Linked DNA regions of Homo sapiens: region 1 is linked to region 2. A link is a loop called in an ENCODE intact Hi-C map of the cell type or tissue named here. Cell type or tissue: PC-3. All regions are shown on one strand. Links, peaks and the distances in the headings refer to the core of each region. The heading gives the core; the rest is flanking DNA.

What was found. Hi-C counts contacts between places; a loop is a spot of excess contacts. Peaks named below come from ENCODE experiments on the same cell type or tissue, not always from the same donor. Only the 100,000 strongest peaks of a DNase experiment are listed, where the experiment ranks them.
Region 1: it touches region 2 in a loop (3-fold over the local background); 7 of 110 quality-filtered maps call a loop at or near these places.

What each region holds. Positions count from the first base shown.
Region 1 is chr16:81,505,975-81,515,925 of GRCh38, forward strand. All of the region lies in intron 1 of CMIP (c-Maf inducing protein), which reads left to right. Among named protein-coding and RNA genes, the nearest start is that of MIR7854, 23 kb to the right of the region's middle. RefSeq lists enhancers at 6,879-7,709, 7,417-7,546, 9,940-9,951. In PC-3, for the core only: no CTCF peak of the experiment used is centred there; a DNase peak (open chromatin) is centred at 5,517; H3K27ac peaks cover 6,526 bases.
Region 2 is chr16:81,576,851-81,586,801 of GRCh38, forward strand. The region is part of intron 1 of CMIP (c-Maf inducing protein); the gene reads left to right. Among named protein-coding and RNA genes, the nearest start is that of MIR6504, 30 kb to the right of the region's middle. RefSeq lists an enhancer at 5,330-6,147. In PC-3, for the core only: a CTCF peak has its summit at 9,210; DNase peaks (open chromatin) are centred at 4,451, 7,221 and 7,501; H3K27ac peaks cover 6,989 bases.

The DNA of each region.
Region 1 (9,951 bases), core at 564-8,563, 72 kb before region 2:
ACAAGAGCAAAACTCCATCTCAAAATAAAATAAAATAAATCAGGAACAGTAAGAACTGCCGTTCATTGAGTGCTTATTACATGCTGTCACATTGCTGAGCAGTTTACACACGTTGTCTCTATTCATCCTCCTGCAACCCTAACAGGTGGGACCCCTCTTAGCCTCATTTTATTGATGAGGAAACCAAGGCTCGGAGAGGTTAAGGAACTTCCTGCAGCTCACGTAGTTAGAAACTGGCGAAGCTGATTGGATCTAGGCCTGTGTGATCCTGAGCCTACACTCAGGACCGTTCTGATCCTGACCAGTACTTACTGATTTGGGGTCTGAGAAGACAGTAATGAGCAAGGGCCCCCAGAGAAGTTTTCTGACCTTCACAAAGCCCTGCTGAGATCTTGACCTCTGTTCTTAAGAGGTGGATCTTGCCTCAGTTATGCTCAGCCATTTCATTACACAGGAAGACCTCATTCTTCCTTACATTGCAATTTATTGTTTTTTAAAGAAACTGGCCTTGTATTGTGGAAATAACATTGGAAAATGGAGATTAAAATGGGTAATGGAAATAACAATCAGTAATGGCTTAAGAACAGAAGCTTGATTGGGGAAAAGTCTTCCGAATAGAAAGATGATCAAGTGGGAAGAAAATAAAGTGGAACTTTGAGTTTGAAATGGCTCACTCATGCCTGTAATCCCAGCACTCTGGGAGGCCAAGGCGGGCGGATCACGAGGTCAGGAGTTCGAGACCAGCCTGGCCACACTAGTGAAACCCCGTCTCTACTAAAAATTAGCTGTGTGTGGTGGTGTGCGCCTATAGCCCCAGCTATTTGGGAGGCTGAGGCAGGAGAATCACTTGAACCCAGGAGGCGGAGGTGGCAGTGAGCTGAGATCACGCCACTCCACTCCAGCCTGGATGACAGAGCGAGACTCCGTCTCAAAAAAAAAAAAAAAAAGAAATGGCTCAAAGCCTTGTTCCTGAATGTCCTCTAAAGAAAGATCATCGGCCGGGCACAGTGGCTCACGCCTGTAATCCTAACACTTTGGGAGGCCGAGGTAGGTGGATCACGAGGTCAGGAGATCGAGACCATCCTGGCTAACATGGTGAAACCTCATCTGTACTAAAAAAAATACAAAAAAATTAGCTGGGCGTGGTGGCGGGCGCCTGTAGTCCCAGCTACTCAGGAGGCTGAGGCAGGAGAATGGCGTGAACCCAGGAGGCGGAGCTTGCAGTGAGCCGATTGTGCCACTGCACTCCAGCCTGGGTGACAGAGCTAGACTCTGTCTTAAAAAAGAAAGGAAGATCATCTGCCCAGCCTTGGCTTTCTGGGGGTCTTGGGTACCCTCCCTCTGCAGCTGCTAAAGATAAGCCTAAAACTACGTTTCTCAAACTGGGATATGTGCAGCCTGTGAGGGTGTCAGGAGTTTGAGAAACCATAGGCTAAATTGGGTGTGTCCTCTATGTGTGTCCACTTGACTTGTGGATTCAGAGGGAAAAGATTAAGTAATTTAACTAATATATAATTTAGAACATGGCTCATCTTCTTGGAATGAGCATTTTCCTTGAGGGGTGGAAAGGTTAAGTCGTTTAATTGGTGCGTAATGTAAAACATGGCTCCCCTTTGTGGGAACATCCACTTTAGACAATTTGGTGAAGGGAGAAAAGGTGAAACCATTTAATTCAGGAGTCATTGGAGATATTATTTTGCTGTTAAAGTGTGCACAGATGTGGAGTGGAATGCAAATTCACAAGGCTCATTAAGATTAACCAGGAGACCTGAGTGGAATCTCCTGGTTGGGGTGGCCGCAGATCACTTTGCGTTTGCCCTGCTTTATATTTGGGGTTCTTGGGGGAACAAGAGGACTGGGTTCTGGGGAAGGGCTGTGAGGGTAGCACTCAGTAGTACTGGGGTGTGAGTCCCATTGCTGCCTGGGACACTGGCCCAGCCTGCTGGAGCTGGACTGATCCGGTGATTTTTGCCTTTCTTGGTTTATTTCCCATTTGGTTTTCCCAGGCTTTTAGTAGAGCCCACTTGGGCAATGCCAACCTATCCACCCATGCTTAACGGAGGAATCAGAGATGATTGAACAGAGAGGAACAAAGCAGGAGCATTCCTCCCCCAACCTTGTTCTAGAGACAAAGTGAGTGCTACATCCTCTACTTTATATTATTTTGAAATATTAAATGTGTGCATTTATTTTTGAATAGATAGGACTTTCATATGATGCACAGCTCAGGAAATCTATAAGGAAATGTGGTGAAAAGTCCCTCTTGCCCTGTGGCCCGGCTGGCTTATCTCCTCCCCAGAGGCCACAGCATCCCTGGTTTCTGATCATCTCCTTTGTGGACATAATTAGGTACATAGACGCAAATACGTACAAATTTGGTTTGTTTAAACGAATGATAGAATCCTGTGCACATTTTCCTGTAATATTTTCTCACTAAACAATAGTGAGGAATGGTTGCATATCAGGACAGCTTCCCTGTTCTCTTTTTGTGGTTACAGAGCATTCTACTCCATAGCTCTATTTGGTCATTTTCTTACTGATGGCTGTTTTTGCAGCCTTTTACTCTTTCAAGCAATGCCATGTGATTATCCATGTATATATATCTTTGAGACAAATGCAAAAATGTCTCTGGGAAAAATTCCTAGAAATGAAATGTCTGAGTCAAAGGTTATGCACCTCTGGAATATTGATAGGTATTTACAGACTGCATTGGGAGTTTCAGCACTCTCCATCAGTCTGAGAGGGTGCTCCGTGAGACAGATCTCAGGACAGCTCCTGCAGGCCTGGGATGGTGTGCAGAATGATCTGATCATGCCTGAGGGACCCACGTAGGCCCCAGGATGGGGATCCTCATGGTGTCTCAGGGCCCCTTCTGATGTATGCTTTTGTCAACTGTGCACTGGGGTTGGGAAGTACTTAGGAGAGCAAGTGTCATGTCTGGAGTGGTTCTCCCTTGGCCTTGCCTGCCATTCCTTTGCTCAGCGTGGAGTCTCCCCTACTCCAGGAATGAACTCTTGAATACAATTCAGGTTCCCTTTCCCTTAGCCTTAAGAGCAGCAGCTTTTATGATGGGAAGGGAATCATTCATTTTATTTTTTTCAAATAAAGATCTACTCTTCAGAGAGAAAAAGTGCCAGCAGGTCCTCATGAAGAACAGATTCATTCAGGTGTCTGCAGGTGTCACCAACACCGTGTGCTCCCCGTGTGGCAGACCTCCTGTGTCCTCAGCTGTCATTGCCCCACAGGGCTCTCTTTAGCTCCATCCTATAGATGCGCAAGCAGGTGCAGAGAGATGTGGCATGGGCAGGACCACCCAGCTGGAGAGCCCACCGGAATGATGCTGATGTGCCCTCAGCCTGCACAGTTCCCTGCCTGTGTGTGTGTCTGGGGGCTTGCTTCCTGTCACCTAGCTCGGCATAACACATTGGTGGGAGTTTGGCTTTGGAGATAGGCACTTGGGTTTGACATTGGGGCTGCCTCCTTCCTGCGTGCACTGCCTCTGGCACCTCTCTGAGCTTCTGGTTTTTTAGCTCTAAAAATGGGAATGACTTTCATGTTGGTGCCTGATGTGCAGGTACTCGGGGGTCATAGTCTGGCTGTCTTTCCCTTCCGCCCACTCTGTCCGCCTCCCTCTGGTCATCCTGAGCAGGTCGAGCCAGGGCGGCCCTAAGCAGAGCCCTACCCTAGGGTTGGGGTCAGGGCTCCAACCCTGGTTTCAGGAATGCTGCCTGGATAACCCAAGGGCATGGTCTGAACAGATGTCTCTTGAGGCCTACCTGCCCCAGCTGCACATCCTTGGGGCTGGGTCTTAACTGGGACCCAGACCCCTCAGCTTGCTGTCTTCCTGTCTCCCTTAACCAGGGAGGAGAGAACAGGTGAGTTTCCTGGTGGGCAGGAGCATGGAAGTGTGATGGATCTGATGCAGTGATTGGCTGGGGGCCCCTTTGTCAGGAGCTCCGGACATCCTGCCCTCACGGAGAAGTCCTGCCCCAAAGGAAGTATGCCTGAATCAGACCTGGCTGGCAAATTGAACCTCATTTTCTGATCAATTTCCATCAGGATTTTAGATGAGGATGCTTTTCCTGTATCTTTAATGGGGCGTTTGGCAAAAGCTCTGCTCACTTTGGCTGTGACTTTGTCTCTTGGGCCTCTATCAAGGTATTGACGACAGTGACGTCAGCATCCTGCTGCGGGGCTGCCACCCTCTTTGTGTTATAGTTCTCAAGGTCTGATCGGGGACGAGGGGGTGCTCGCTCCTCACAGCTGCCCAGGAGCTCCACGGAGCAGGTGTCAGGGCCCTTGTTTCCCTGGGTGTGAGTCGCCCAAGTGGGACCATGATGGCCGCCCTCATCACTTCATCACTGATGTTTTTGCTAATAATAATGATGACAATGTCAATAATGGTAGTGTTATTACCACCTAACATTATTATGTGCTCTCAGCTAAGCACTTGGTTTGGATTAGTTTAATCCTTTGACAGTCTTCTGAGGAAACACTATTGTTAGTAGCCCTGTTTAGGAGGTGAGTAAACTGAGGTTTAGCAAGCAAAGGGACATGCACAAAGTCACACAACCAGCCAGGCACAAAGCCAGGATTTAAGTCCTGGAGGTGCGATTCCAGGTCTTTTCAAAATTACACTTCACTACCACCTTTCTCAGATACTGTGATGGACCAGTCCAAGACCAATGTTTTTTTTTCCTTCATTAAAACAAAAAAAATCACAAATCACAAACCTTTATTTTGTTTTGTTTTGTTTTTTTGGTGAGATAGAGTCTTGTTCTGTCGCCCAGGCTGGAGTGCAGTGGTGAGATCTCAGCTCACTGCAACCTCCACCTCCCAGGTTCAAGCAATTCTCCTGCCTTAGCCTCCTGAGTAGCTGGGACTACAGGTGCATGCCACCTTGCCCACCTAACTTTTATATTTTTAGTAGAGATGGGGTTTCACCATATTGGTCAGTCTGGTCTTGAACTCCTGACCTCAGGTGATCCACCTGATTCGGCCTCCCATAGTGCTGGGATTACAGGCTTGGGCCACAGCTGCCAGCCTAACTTTGGGAAATTTTAAAACATATACTGAGAGCATGGGGGAGTAAAATGAACCCCCATGTACTCATCATCTGCTTCAACAGTTCCCAGCTTATGATGAGTCTTGGGGTGTAGCTGCCTCTGTATGCTTCCCTCTCTCCCAGCCACTGTTTAGATGCAAATCCCTGACATGCTGTTAGTTCATCAGAAATGACTTAAATAGGAATCTCTAAAAAATAAAGTATCTTTTAACAAATAGATATAAATGTAATACCATCCTCATGCCTAAGAAACTAACAATAATTCCTTGATATCAAATGTCCAATGTTCACATTTCCCTAGTTATTTCATTCATGATTTTTACTATTGGTTTGCTCATTTAAGATTCCGGACGTGGTCTACACCCTGTATTTGCTTACTGAAGGTTTTACAATCTCTTTAAGTTAGTCATCTGCCCTGTAGAATTTTCCATATTCTGAGTTTTGCTGATTGCTTCCTCATGGTGTCATTTAACACATTCCTCTGTTCCCTGTATTTCCTGTAGATTTCCTGCATACCTTGTGAATTCCTAGTTTGTTTTTACACAAGGTCTCACTCTGTTGCTCAGGCTGGAGTACAGTTGCATGATCGTGGCTCACTGCAGCTTCAACTTCCCAGGCTCAGATGATCCTCCCACCTCAGCCTTCCTGGTAGCTGGGACTACAGGTGTGCACCACCACGCCTGCCTAATTTTTTGTATGTTTTGTAGAGATGGCGTTTCACCATGTTGCCCAGGCTGGTCTCGAACTCCTGGGCTCAAGTGATCTGCCCACCTCTACCTCTCAAAGTGCTAGGATTACACGTGTGAGCCACTGCACCTGGCCTCTAGTTAGTTTTAGACCTGTGCTGTCCAATACCACGGCCACCAGCCACACATGGTCGCTGAGCACTTGAAATGAGGTCCTCATTGAGATGTGCTCTAAGTGTAAAACGCACACTGGATTTTGAAGACTTAGTATGAAAAAAAATATACAGTATCTCACTACTCATTTTTTGTATTGATTATATGTTGAAGTGATAATATATTTGATATATTGGGTTAAAATATATTATTAACATTGATTTCACCTGTTTTACTTTTTTAAAATGTGGCTACTAGAATATTTAGTTTTAAACATGTGGCTTGCATTGTATTTCTATTGGAGAGCACTGATCTAGAGATTTGGTTGATTTGGATTAAAATTTTCGGCATGATTCCTCTCTAGGTAGGTGTTTCTGTGCACTTCCAGTTGCCTCACTCCAGGGTCCCTCATGCCTTGGTGGGGGTCTTTCTTGCTGTGGTTGATGGGCAGGTTCTGGTGCTGGCTGCCTGATCTATCCATCACCACCCCCATCACCTTTCCTGCTCATGTTCCAGTGGGCACCAGCAATCACTGCTCAGGTGCATTATTTCATTAGAGATTGCAAAGGGCAGGTGTTTTAGCTCTACCTTTCCTTCCTCATTTGTCAGATGGGATCATCCGAAGAAGGGCTTCACTTCATCAGCTACATGGTTGTTGCAATGTTTAGTGTGTACAGGAAAGGCAGCAGAAATGCTTCACTCTTCCCCTTTGTATCAAGTTTAGAGTAATAAACTGATTTTGTAGCATCTTCCAAAGGTTTTTTTTTAAATATCAACATGAATTCATGGATTTAAATTTATATTTGATGAATTTCTTTTTTATTAATAAAATTAATTGGCCACAAAATAATTATAATTAAAATAATAATTTTTTTTGAGACAGAGTCTTACTCTGTCACCCAGGCTGGAGTGCAGTGGCATGATCTCAGCTCACTGCAACCTCTGCTTCCTGGGTTCAAGCAATTCTCCTGCCTCAGCCTCCCAAGTAGCTGGGATTACAGGCACGCACCACCACACCCAGCTAATTTTTGCATTTTTAGTAGAAATGGGGTTTCTCCATGTTGCCCAAGCTGGTCTCAAACTCTTGGTCTCAAGCAATCCGCCCTCCTCAGCGTCCCAAAGTGCTGGGATTACAGGCGTGAGCCACCATGTCCGGCTTATTTGATGAATTTCAATTCCTTGCAGTTACTATTCTTTTGGATGCTCCGGTTGGCCCATTTTTGGCTGGTGGGAGCTTTTGAGTTTTGATTTTGATCCCTTGCCCTCTGGTAAACCTCTGAGTTCTTTCCTCTTCTTGGTAGGTTGGAAGATTCTCCCCCTAGATCGAGTTTTCGTAGAGCGGGGCCTGCCTGCATCCGTTGCTGCTCACCAGACCCAGAGTGTGGGGCTTCCTGCCAGCAGGCTATTCAGAGGAGCCGCCTTTCTCTTGGGCCTGGTTGCCAAGGTCCCAGCAAGAGGCTGGAGTTGAGGAGACAGCCAGCGCGGCTGGCCTGGGCCCCACGCATAGTAGGTGTTCCGGAAACGGCTGTTGAGTGAATGACAGGACTGCAAGCTGATCTGCCATACCACCTGGCTGGAGTGGGCTCCTTTCCACCCCGGGATTCTCCAGGAGGCCAGTTTGCAAATAGAGCTGGCCTTTGTTTCTCTGCCGTGTCGGGGACACCTTCCTGGGGCTGAGCCGGCGTGGAGCTGGGATTGTACCTCCAGCTTGTGCTGAGGGTGCTGACTTGGGAACCCCCCGGTCCGTTCTGGCCTGGCTGCTGTGCAGACCCGTGGGTCTAGGCAATGGGGCAAGGGTCAGATGGGTCAATTCCCAGAGTGGAGCTGCCTCCTGTTTCCAGGCCAAGCCGTTTTGCAAGGGACACAGGCATGGCCCTAGCTGGCTCCAGACTTAGTGCCATTACTTCCTGGTGTGAATATTTAAGATTCCAGCTCTCGGATCCTCTGGGCTGGCTTTCATTCCACTGACTTGCAACCTTTGCCCTGTTGTCTTTGCCCAAACCATATTTGCTGCGCTTCCCTCAGCCTAGGTGGGGCATTCTTGCCCCCACTGCCCAGTGCAATCCTGGGGCTAGAGGAAGGCTTTGTGTTTTGACCCCAAAACAGACCATGGGGTTTCCGTTGTGGTTGCTGCTGCTAGTTTAAAAGAAAAACAACAAAAACAAAACAAAACAAAAACGCCGCCAGCTTTGTTGATGTCCAGTGAATCTTCATCCCTAAAATAATGCATTTGTTTATGGAGACTGACTTCATGTATTTACTATAGAAGAGACTAGAATCCGGTGACACTTCCAGTCTATTTGAGGAATGGATTTGCATCTGGTTTTGTGGTGAAGAGGGTAGGTGTCCCAGCCCATGCAGTTGGAGGGGTGGGGCAGGCAGGGAGGAGGAGGGTGGCTGAGAAAGCTTCCCCTTTGTGGGGGCGTGTGGCCACCTCCAGAGGATCAGGGTGAGGGAAGCTTCCAGAAGTGGCATGAGGAGGGAGGAAGAGGCAGCCCAGTTTGACCTTAGGAACGAGGCTAACTTGGGGTGCAGTGGTCAGGAGTGTGACGAGACCATCCAGGTTCCAACCCAGCTGGCTACTCATTAGTCCATGACCTTAGACAAGTGGTTTGCGCTCACTGAGCCTCCATTCTTCATCTGCAAAATGGGTGTACTGTGAGAATTAGATGGGACAGCCTATTAATTAAGACTTTAGCGTGGCTCTCAGCACCGCATGGGCACCCCTGGTAGATCTAGTGTTGCGGTCAATCGCGGTGGCTCTGGAGCCTGAGAGCCCAGGAGAAGGTCATGGCTTCACCCCTTATAACCTGGGTCCCCGTGGGTTTGTTTCCAGACTTCTCTGTGCCTCAGTCTCCTTATCTGTAAAGTGGAGGAAACAGTATTTCCTGCTTCCCAGGGTGGTTGTGAAGATTAAGTGACTTAATACACAATCCTTAGGCTGCTGCCTGGCCTGTGTGTGTGCCGTGCCAGTGTGCGCCATGGTGGCTCTAGCTGTTGCTCATACTAACATCTTTCAGAGGAGCTACCACAGACCAAGTGGGGCGCTGGGGTCCAGTAACAGAAAATGCGATGAACACTCCCCTGAGCATCGTTGTTCGAGGGCCTGCTGTGTGCCAGGCCCAACAGCCCTGGAGGAAGGTCATATCCTTCCCATTTTCCAGAGCTGGAGACTGAGGCCAGGAGGTGACCCATGGCCACGTGGCCTGTCCTGGCAGGAGTGCCCTGTCCCAAAGCTCTCAGCCTTTTCCCTGTGCCAGACCGTCTTCTCCCAGTTAAACTAGAAGCATGACTCCAGCAGAGAGAAACCTACTGGGGGCTGTGCTTTATTCTGGGCTCTAGGGCTGAAGGATTGACCGGGCAGGTGAGGCTGAACCCTCTCACCTGTCAGCGAGGCCTCAAAATGACTCACAGCTGAAAGGAACACCTTGGCCTTCTGATTCTCATCCTTGAAGCGTTGTGGTCCCTCACGCTTCTAGATGGAAAAACACAAGGTCTGTGTTGGAGGGCACTGACGTGTGTGGCGATGTAAGGAGAGGCACAGCTGATCTTGGCTTTGAAGGCTGGGTGGGCGGGCACCACTGGGCTTCTGTTTCAGAGAACGCACTATTGATTTACTATTGAGTGCTTTGGGAGCACAGGGCCAGGGCTGGGGATAATGGGAGGCGTGTTTCGTCAGCCCAAGAGCATCGTTAAGTGGCCATCAGGAAATCACAGGGCTGGAGGGGCTCTCAAATGAAGCATCACCGGCTTTATTCTTTTAGCAAATGTGTATCCTGCACCAGGCGCTATTCTAAGGACCGGAGGTTGGTAGCTGTGCCAGTCTGGGCCTGTTTGCCCTTGGGGTCCGTTCCTTGTCCTTGCTCTGATCTGCTGGGTGTGGTCGGGAGCCAATCTCTGTAGGTTCTTGTGTCCCAGGCTCCCGTGTCACTGGATTCAACCCGTGGGAGGAGCTGCTAGGAGGTTGGAAGGCAAGAGGAATGGAGAAGCCAGTGTTTCTACCTCCCTCAGTCTCCAGAGGCCACTCTGATGGCACCTGCAACTCCT
Region 2 (9,951 bases), core at 1,363-9,362:
AGAGCAGGTATTAAATTTGGTGAAGCTTGAGAAGTACTTGGTCGTAGTGGAGGCTGCTCTGATCACATCATCACCACCACCACAATCAACAGCAGCATCACTGTCACTGTCATCATCACCACCACTATTAGCATCACCACCAACATCCCCATTACCACTACATTATTATCACTATCACCATCACCATCATCACCATCATAACCATCACCTTTATCACCACCATCATCCCCATTACCACTACATTATTATCACTATCACCATCACCACCATCATAACTATCACCTTCATCACCACCATCATCCCCATTACCACTACATTATTATCACTATCACCATCACCATCATCACCATCATAACCATCACCTTTATCACCACCATCATCCCCATTACCACTACATTATTATCACTATCACCATCACCACCATCATCACCATCACCTTCATCACCACCATCATCCCCATTACCACTACATTATTATCACTATCACCATCACCATCATCACCATCACCACCATCATAACCATCACCTTCATCACCACCATCATCCCCATTACCACTACATTATTATCACTATCACCATCACCATCATAACCATCACCTTCATCACCACCATCATCCCCATTACCACTATATTATTATCACTATCACCATCATCACCATCACCTTCATCACCACCATCATCCCCATTACAACTATATTATTATCACTATCACCATCATCACCATCACCTTCATCACCACCATCATCCCCATTACCACTACATTATTATCACTATCACCATCACCACCATCATCACCATCACCTTCATCACCACCATCATCCCCATTACCACTACATTATTATCACTATCACCATCACCATCATCACCATCACCTTCATCATCACCGTCATCCCCATTACCACTACGCTATTATCACTATCACCATCACCATCATCACCATCACCTTCATCATCACCGTCATCCCCATTACCACTACGCTATTATCACTGTCACCATCACCATCATCACCATCACCTTCATCATCACCATCATCCCCATTACCACTACGCTATTATCACTGTCACCATCACCATCATCACCATCACCTTCATCACCACCATCATCCCCATTACCACTACATTATTATCACTATCACCATCACCATCATCACCATCACCTTCATCACCACCATCATCCCCATTACCACTACTTTATTATCACTATCACCATCACCATCATCACCATCACCTTCATCACCACCATCATCCCAATTACCACTACATTATTATCACTATCACCATCACCATCATCACCATCACCACCATCATAACCATCATCCCCATTACCACTACATTATTATCACTGTCACCATCACCATCATCACCACCATCATAACCATCACCTTCATCACCACCATCATCTTCGTCACCACTGTTACAGCATCACCACTATCACCATCGTCATCATTTAACTAAAAGTGAGAGACACTGCATATAAGGTCTCTTTCCTGCTCTTCCTGGGGTCTTTGTCATAAAGAGTACAGAGTCCCTTAATCTCTCCCTGGTCAATGGCAGTCCCAGCCCTGAGCTATGTGAGTGCTGGGTCTTGTTACTTTGAATTGTATACCTGAGCAAGGGGAAGAACACAGAGAGAGTTCTCCAGATGTTTTGTGTCTCCCTCTCTCCTTCCTTCTCCAAAAACGATCTCATCTCGGAGCTCACATTGGAGAGAGCTGTCCTTGTGAATTTCCCCACCCCTTCCTCTGGTCCCTTCAGTCCATAAAGTATGAAATCTCCATGCCATGGGCTGGTGTGTAGGATGTTCTTCCCAGCCAGTTGGATAAAGACATTTTGGTTTTTTGCACGTGGGAGACATCACAAAAGACTGTGCATACATCCTCTGTGTCCCTCTCTGGGGACCATGGCCTGGAAGCAGCCAACACCTGCTCCCTTCCTGCACTGGCGTCGGAAAAGTTCCATGGCAGATAAGCCCGTGCCATTGCAGGGAAGCCTTCACTCCAAAGCCACTTGCTGCCCCGGAGACCTGGCCTGCGAGGTCCAAGGTTGTGCCATCTGACCCCAGATGCTTCTTCTCCTTTCTGTGCTGGCCAGTGGGAGACAGCAGAGGGAACACTGGACTAAGAGTCAGGAGACACAGTTCCAGATCTAGCTCAGCTTCTTCAGCTCCAGAAAGCAATTTGCCTCTCCTGAGTCTGTTTTTCTTCCATAGAATCTCGGATTCAGATAAGAATTCCAGTTGACCTAGGGCAAGCACCCTCGCCTCTCTGTGCCTCAGTTTCCCCTGCAGGGACATGGGGATGGCACCCCCCTGCCTCCTAGGGCTATTGCAGGGATGATAAGGGGTTACTTCTTAACAATGAGGAGGAAGATGAAGGTGAAGGGTGGTGGCGGTCCTTGCAAGACAGAGGCCAGCAGCTGGTCCTCCTGGGGCCTCCATGGGGCAGCTCTCAGGTGTGGAAGGCATTCACCTTTGTCCCTCTGACTGGTACTCTTTGGCCCTAGCTCTGCTCTCTTGAGCCACCACAAATCCAGCCCCTTCCTCTGTGCCCCAAAACAGCCCTCCAGACCTCGGAAGCCAGTTTCTAACTGGACAGCAATCCTGCCCCTTAGTGTCATGTTCACCTTGAGCCTCCTTCTTGAAGGAAACCAGCAGAACCCTGCCAGGCCCTTTCTTGGTTGTCTCACTGGGAAGAGGGAAAATGTGGACTTGGAGAGATTGTCCCTGAACCATAGCAGGTGTGGAAGAGGTAGAGGGGGCATGGCCCAGCCCTGCTCCCCCCTGAAGGCAACACCTCCCGCTGAGTGTCACCTGCCTTCTGTTTTAAGGGACTCTGGGCAAAGATTTCATGTAAAAAAAGAGTTCTGCCACTTAAAAAAAAATGGATCACGAGGTCAGGAGATCGAGACCATCCTGGCTAACATGGTGAAACCCCGTCTCTACTGAAAAATACAAAAAAATTAGCTGGGCGTGGTGGCGGACGCCTGTAGTCCCAGTTACTCGGGAGGCTGAGGCCGGAGAATGGCGTGAACCCGGGAGGCGGAGCTTGCAGTGAGCCGAGATCGCACCACTGCACTCCAGCCCGCCTGGGCGACAGTGCGAGACTCCGTCTCAAAAAAAGAAATTAAAAAAAAAATGATATGACAGGTTTAAAAAGTTTGAAGCTAGGATAACTGTGGCTCAACTTGTCTTTCTGAAGAACGGATATTTCCAGTAGAATGGAACCAGTGTCTTGGGGCTCCCAAGAGTTCATTCTCCCCTTAAGATGGAGGCAGGGGTTTCCTAACCTGCTTAGCTGCCTTGACACCCTCCCTCAGCTCCCATTCCTAATCTCCAGCTTTACAGCAGCTGTGATGTAGGGCCTTGAGGGCAGGGCCGTGATCAGACCCCTTTAGGGGACAGACAAGAATCAGAGAAGCGAGGTGCCCTATGTCTCCCGGCTCTGGAGCCTGTTTGTGACATGGTGAGCTACACGCTGGGCACTAAGCTAAGGTATTTTTGTCTTTCTAATTGAGATAAATTCACCTCATATGAAATTGCCCACTTAATTTATTTTGGGTTTGTTTTCTTTCTCTTTTCTTTCTTTTTTTAATTTTTTTATTTTTGAAATGGAGTCTCACTCTGTCACCCAGGCTGGAGTGCAGTGGCGTGATCTCGGCTCACTGCAACCTCTGCATCCTGGGTTCAAGCAATTCTTGTGCCTCAGCCTCCCAAGTAGCTGGGACTATATAGATGCCTGCCACCACACCCAGCTAATTTTTGCATTTTTAGTAGAGACAGGGTTTTGCCATGTTGGCCAGGCTGGTCTCGAACTCCTGACCTCAAGTGATCCACCCGTCTTCGCCTCCCAAACTGCTGGGATTACAGGCGTGAGCCACTGCTCCTGGTTGCAGTGAGCCGAAATCATGCCACTGCACTCCAGCCTGGGCAACAGAGCGAGACTCTGTCTCAAAAACAAACAAACAAGAGCATAGTTCAGCGGCCTTTAGCAAATTCGCGATGTTGTGTAACTGCCACTTCTATCTAATTCCGAAACCTCTTCTCCACCCCAGCACGAAATCTCGTGCCCATTAGCAGTCATTCCCCATTCCCCTCTCTTCCAGCCCCCTGACAGCCATCAATTTCTGTCTTTTTGGGCTTTCCTCTTCTGGACTTTTCATAGCAGTACAATCACACAGTACATGGTCTTTTTCCACTGGCTTCTTTCCCTCAGCGTCATGTTGTCAGGGTTCTTCCGTGTTGCAGCATGTGTCAGCACTGCCTTCCTTTTGATGGCAGAATGATACTCCATTGTCTGTATGTATCATTTTTCTTTCTTATCCATTCATCTGTTGATGGACGTTTGTGTTGTTTTCACCTTTTTGGCTGTCGTGAATAAGCGGCCGTGAGCATTCTTGTACAAGTGTAGTCATGCATTGTTTCACGATGGGGATACGTTCCGGGAAGCGCGTAGTTAGGTGATTTAGTCACTGAGCGAACATCCTGGAGTGTGCTCACAGAAGCCTCGATGGTGTAGCCTGCCTCACACCTGGGCTGTGAGGTGCGGCTTATTGTTCCTAGGCCACAAACCTGTACAACAGGTTACTCTACTGAATACTGGTGGCAGTTGTAACATAGTGGTAAGTATTTGTGTGTCTAAGCATATCTAAACATAGAAAAGGCACAGTAAAAATATGGAATCATAATCTTATGGAACCGCAGTCATAAATGTGGTCCATCGTGACCAGAACGTTGTTATGCAGTGCTTGGCTGTATTTGTTTGAGTCCATGTTTTCAGTTCTTTGGGGTATTCACCTAGAAGGGGAATAGCCGAGCTTGGCATTTTAGGAATAGTGCTATCCTTATTCCTCACCATAACACCCTGAGGTTGCTACAGAGGGAAAACCGAGGCACAGGGCAAGGGAACCACTTCCTCACGCAGACAGCTCTGGGGTGGCAGAGCTGGGGTTGGGACCCAGGGAGCCTGATCCCCAGAACCCTTTAGTCCCTGCTCTTTTCCTTCTCTGCAGAGGGGCCTTGTATTAATCAGTTCTTACCTTGCTCTAAAGAAATACCTGAGACTGGGTAATTTTAAGAAAGGAGGTTTAATGGGCTCACGGTTCTGCAGGCTGTGCAGAAAGCATGGCAGCATCAGCTTCTGGGGAGGCCTCAGGTGGAAGGCAAAGGAGGAGCCAGCACATCACATGGCTTGAGCAGGACGAAGAGAGCTGGCGGGGAGAGGTGCCACACACTTTAAACCACCAGATCTCATGAGAACTCACTATCACGCCAACAATACCAAGAGGGATGGTATTAAATCCTGAGAAACTGCCCCCATGATCCAATCACCTCCCACAGGCCCCTTCTCCAACATTGGGGATTATAATTGAACATGAGTCTGGGGTGGGGACACAGACCCAAACCATGTCAAGCCTCTTCCCCAAATGTTCAGCCCAGTGCCTCCAGGAACCCCTCCTTGGAATATTTTTTTTGCCAACTTGCCAGGGTGTCCCCAGTCTCCTTGAGCGTGACAGGGCCAAGGCAGTGCTTCTGAAAGCCACTTATCAGACTGAGCTTGAGAAGGGATGTGTGGGGACTGGGAAGGGTCCTCAAAGGCCTCCCCTAAAGGGTAGCAAGTGGTTTTTCATTGCTCCCTGGAGTCCAGTGGGCTGGGTTTTCAGTTGTAAGGACCTCTGAGCTTTGAGTCATCTGTGCACCTTGTTGATGGTAAACGGAGGAACACCCTGCTTATTCAGAGACCACTTTCCAGCAAACACTCCGAACCCAGCCCAGAATCCAGGTAGAGAAGTGTACCAAAGTCACGGTGGCTGCCACACTCTAACTCTTTGGTTGCATTCCCAGCAGGGCCTCGCTCCCATGCAGGGCACAGTCCTGACTAGTGTATTGCTTGGGTTTCCAAGACCATGAAACTAAAAGCAGCAAATCAGGATGAAGCAAGAGGGAACGCTTTCATGAACGGCGAGCGGAATGCCCAACAGCACAAAGTCGGCGGGGGTAAAACGAAAATGACAGAAAGAAAATGAAGATAAAGAGTGCACGGCAGTTGGGGGACACCATTCGGGGGCCAGCAGCTCTCCACTGCTTCAGGAGCTCCTGACGGTGGCAGTGTGGGGTAGCAGATGCTCCAAGGGACAATTGCATCAGCAAGAAAGGGCAAAGGCTACTCCCTGCCATCTGCTTAAAGCGAGGAAAGAAGGAGTGTTTCTATCTAAAATTATTTAAATTTCTCTAAAGGGCCTTGGCACTCAGAGGGTAAGCTCTGGCTGGCATTGCCTCTGACCTTGGCCGTCTGATCAGGCAGTGAAAGAAGGAATTGTTCCTGGGGTTGCAAGGGAGTTGCTGCCAACATCTGGCCTGCCTGGCCCCTTTGTCTCCCTATTGACGGCGACAGCATTGGGCAAGTCCTGGGCCTCATGTCTGTGCGAATGTCCCCACCCTGTCACCGGCACTTCCCCCCGGGGTCGGGGCTCCGGGCCTCTCATACAGCTGTGGGCCTGATGGTAGAAAAGGAGGCTCTGTTCTTTAACCCTGAATGGGATCGGCCACTGATCTATTCTTGTCACTTGTTGAGCAACTGTTCTAGGCTAAATCTGAATTCTTTCTCAGTTAGTGCCCGAATTTGCTTTTTAAAAATAAGTCATTGGGAATACTTGACCCTGGGCAGAGAGCGGGACCAGCACTCAATGAAACTTGTCAATAGAGTTTCTCACGGCCGGGTCACAGACGTGGAGGGAGTGACTGAGTCCCAAGAGAAGACCCACTGTCTCACTGTGTTTCCTCTCACTGTCAGCCCCAACCGAGGCTTATTGGGGGTACTTTGTTTCTCCTTTGGACCTAAAGTCCTCTGTCTGTCGTTGCAGAGGCACTTCTAGATACCCCTTTCCCAAGTGGTTTCTGGGAAAGACGAGAGCATCTGAAAGCCTTATGGAGGCTACTGAATACAAGGCCAAGGGGGCTGGATTTTTCTCTGTAGGCAAATCAGGGATATTCAAAGTCACTGAGCAGAGGAACAACACATTTGAGTTGTGTTTTGGGAAGAAAACTCTGGCGACAGTGTTTTGGGTAGAGAGGGAATCGTTGGAAGCAGGAAATAAAGATTGGAAGCCTTTGGAATATTCCAGAAGAAAAATAAGAGGAGGCAGAGGTAGGATAGAGGGCAAGGGAAGGTGTGGAGGAATTGAAGGGCAAGAAGCAGCTGGCTCTGACCCTGGTGACTCACTAGATTCAAGGGCTGGGAGCGCCGAATCCAAGGGAGAAGTGGAGTTGGAGTGTGGCCGAGCAGTAGGCGTGGTTGCCACAAGCCAGGCCTGGGAAGACGGCCCCTAGCGCCCACCAGCACCAGGTGGTGGGTTCAGCTTGCATTGCCATCACTGGAGTGTAAGCCCCCTACTAGAAGGAAAACTCCTTGGAGGCAAGGAGCTCTTTCTGTTTTGTTGAACAATGTGTCCGTAACACCTAGAACATGCTGGAAGTACTTCGATGTCCTCCAGCAAGCACTCCGTAAATATTTGATGAATGAATAAACTGTGAGTCTGAAGCGTAGGAAGGAGACTCTTAATCCAGTTTTTAGGTTGTTTGTTTCAAGCTGAGTGTAAGGCCATGTTTGTATATGTGTTTTATGTGTGTATATATGTATGTAAGTGTAAAATCATCCTTCTTTTTGTCAGAATGACCCTGTTTTTACCTCGAGTGGTCAGAGTAGTCTGTGAGAATGGCTGAAACCATTGGTCTGTTAAGAGTGTGCCCGTGTAGATCAGCTGCAGTCCCACATAATGACAGGAGCCTTGGTTCATCCAACTAGGAAGACTGAAGCTCATGGAAATAAACATCAAACTAGCCCGGCGCCGTCCATCATCCGAATTATCAACACATCGTGAGATGCCAGGAAATGACTTTCTGTTCTTGAATTGGCCTCTGGAGGAATCCCCTGAGACCCTAGTACTTCATTCTCCCTCTGTCCAGTAAAGGAACGCTTCTGCAAGGAAGGGGTTCATGTGGCTGTGGATGAAGCCTGCTGGGCCTGGATGCCTCCATGAGTCAACTCCCCCAACTGTTCAGACCCCTGTGAAGGGAGAGCAGAGGCTTTGAAATGGCCATTTTAATATCACCCGTAAGTTTGGAAAATTCTTAGAATTCATTGCATTCGTGTGGAACTTCTTTTTCATTGAGGTGAAATTCACATAATGTAAAAACCACATGTAAATGTACAGTTCGGCCAGGCATGGTGGCTCACGCCTGTAATCCCAGCACTTTGGGAGGCTGAGGTGGGCAGATCACTTGAGTTCAGGTGTTTGAGACCAGCCTGGCCAATATGGCAAAACCCTGTCTCTACTAGAAATACAAAAATTAGCCAGGCATGGTGGTGGGCACCTGTAATCCCAGCTACTCAGGAGGCTGAGGCAGGAGAATTGTTTGAACTCAGGAGTTGAGGTTGCAGTGAGCCGAGATTGTGCCATTGTACTCCAGCCTGGGCAAAAGAGTAAGACTCTGTCTCAAAAAATAATAATAATAAATGTACCATTTGGTGGCATTTAGTACATTTATAATGTGCAATCACTACCACTTCTATCTAGTTCCACAATATTCTCATCACCTCAAAAGGAAACCCGTGCCCATCAGCAGTCAGCCCTGCTCCCCTCCTGCCAGGCCATGACAGCCGTCTGATTTCTGTCCTGTGGATTTGCCTATTCTGGACATTTCATATACGTGGATCAATTCCATTCTGAAACCCTTTGTATCAGGCTTCTTTGATTTAGGATCACATTTTCAAGGTTCATCCATGTCGTAGCGTGTGTCAGTACAAATTTAACGGCAGACACCGCATGGCACAGTACCTTTTGGCCAGTCCACTTCCCTGGACCTTAGAAATTCCTTTGCATCTGCTGGAGGATTGGGCTGGAGAAGAACCCCACCTGTCCTGACCCTGCAGCCCCAAATGCCCTTCCATGTCCCTGGCCCAGCAAAATCCTCCTCACTTCTCAAGATTCGGCTGTGAGCAGAGTTAGTGGCTGTCTTCCTCTTTACTGCTCTGTAAGAGTTGCTGCCCCTGTCGTAGCACCTGTCTCACCAGCACTGATCACCTCCCCCATTCTCCATGAGCTCCTGGAGCATGGTGCCCAGGGCGCTGCCGGGGAAGGCCTGTTAGTGAACGTGTGGTCCAGGGAACAAACGCATGGCATTCTCACAGCCGGACTCCATTGCTCCCTCTAGCTTCAGGGATTGGTCATGTTGTCATCTGTTTGTGCTCCTATCTTTTTTTTTTCCAGAAAGGATTTGGGGTGGGGGTGGGTCTAAACAGCTACTTGTAGAGACAGCCCCGCCCCACACCTACCTTCTGTCATCAGGACCCCACTTACCAGGCTCTTTCAGAGATGGGATTTTGGGCCCTATTGATGGGATAGTGAAATGGACAAAGCAACTTTACTACTATTTTGATAACACAGTTTACTGTAGTAGAGGCGTGATGCATCTCTTCTTGCATTGGAGGTGGTAATTTGTGGGTGCTATTATCATCGAAACAGCGATAGTAGAAAGAGATAGTCGTTCACTGCCTACTTGTTTGTAGACAGTAGCAACAGTGATCCTTGGGGGCCCAAGAGTCCCTCTTCACAAGGCCTGTTCACATACATTTACCTAGTGTCTCCCGTACTAGGAGAATTAAATCCCAGTAAGCCCTCACATTCCTCAGTGATCCGGTGTAACTCCAAGCACTGTAGCCTGCCACGCAAGGCTCTCTGTAATCGAGATTTAATCAGTTTTTATGACTCACCTCCTTCAACTTCTCTCTCTCTGCCCAATAAACTCCTATTCATCCTTCAAAGCCCAACTCAAACATCGCATACTCTCTGAAGTATTCGTCCCACTTTCCCTCGGGCTCCTCTGCCTCCACACCTGCACACATACACATGGAATTCTACTAATGTGTAGACATCTGACTCCCCACTCAACTGTGGAG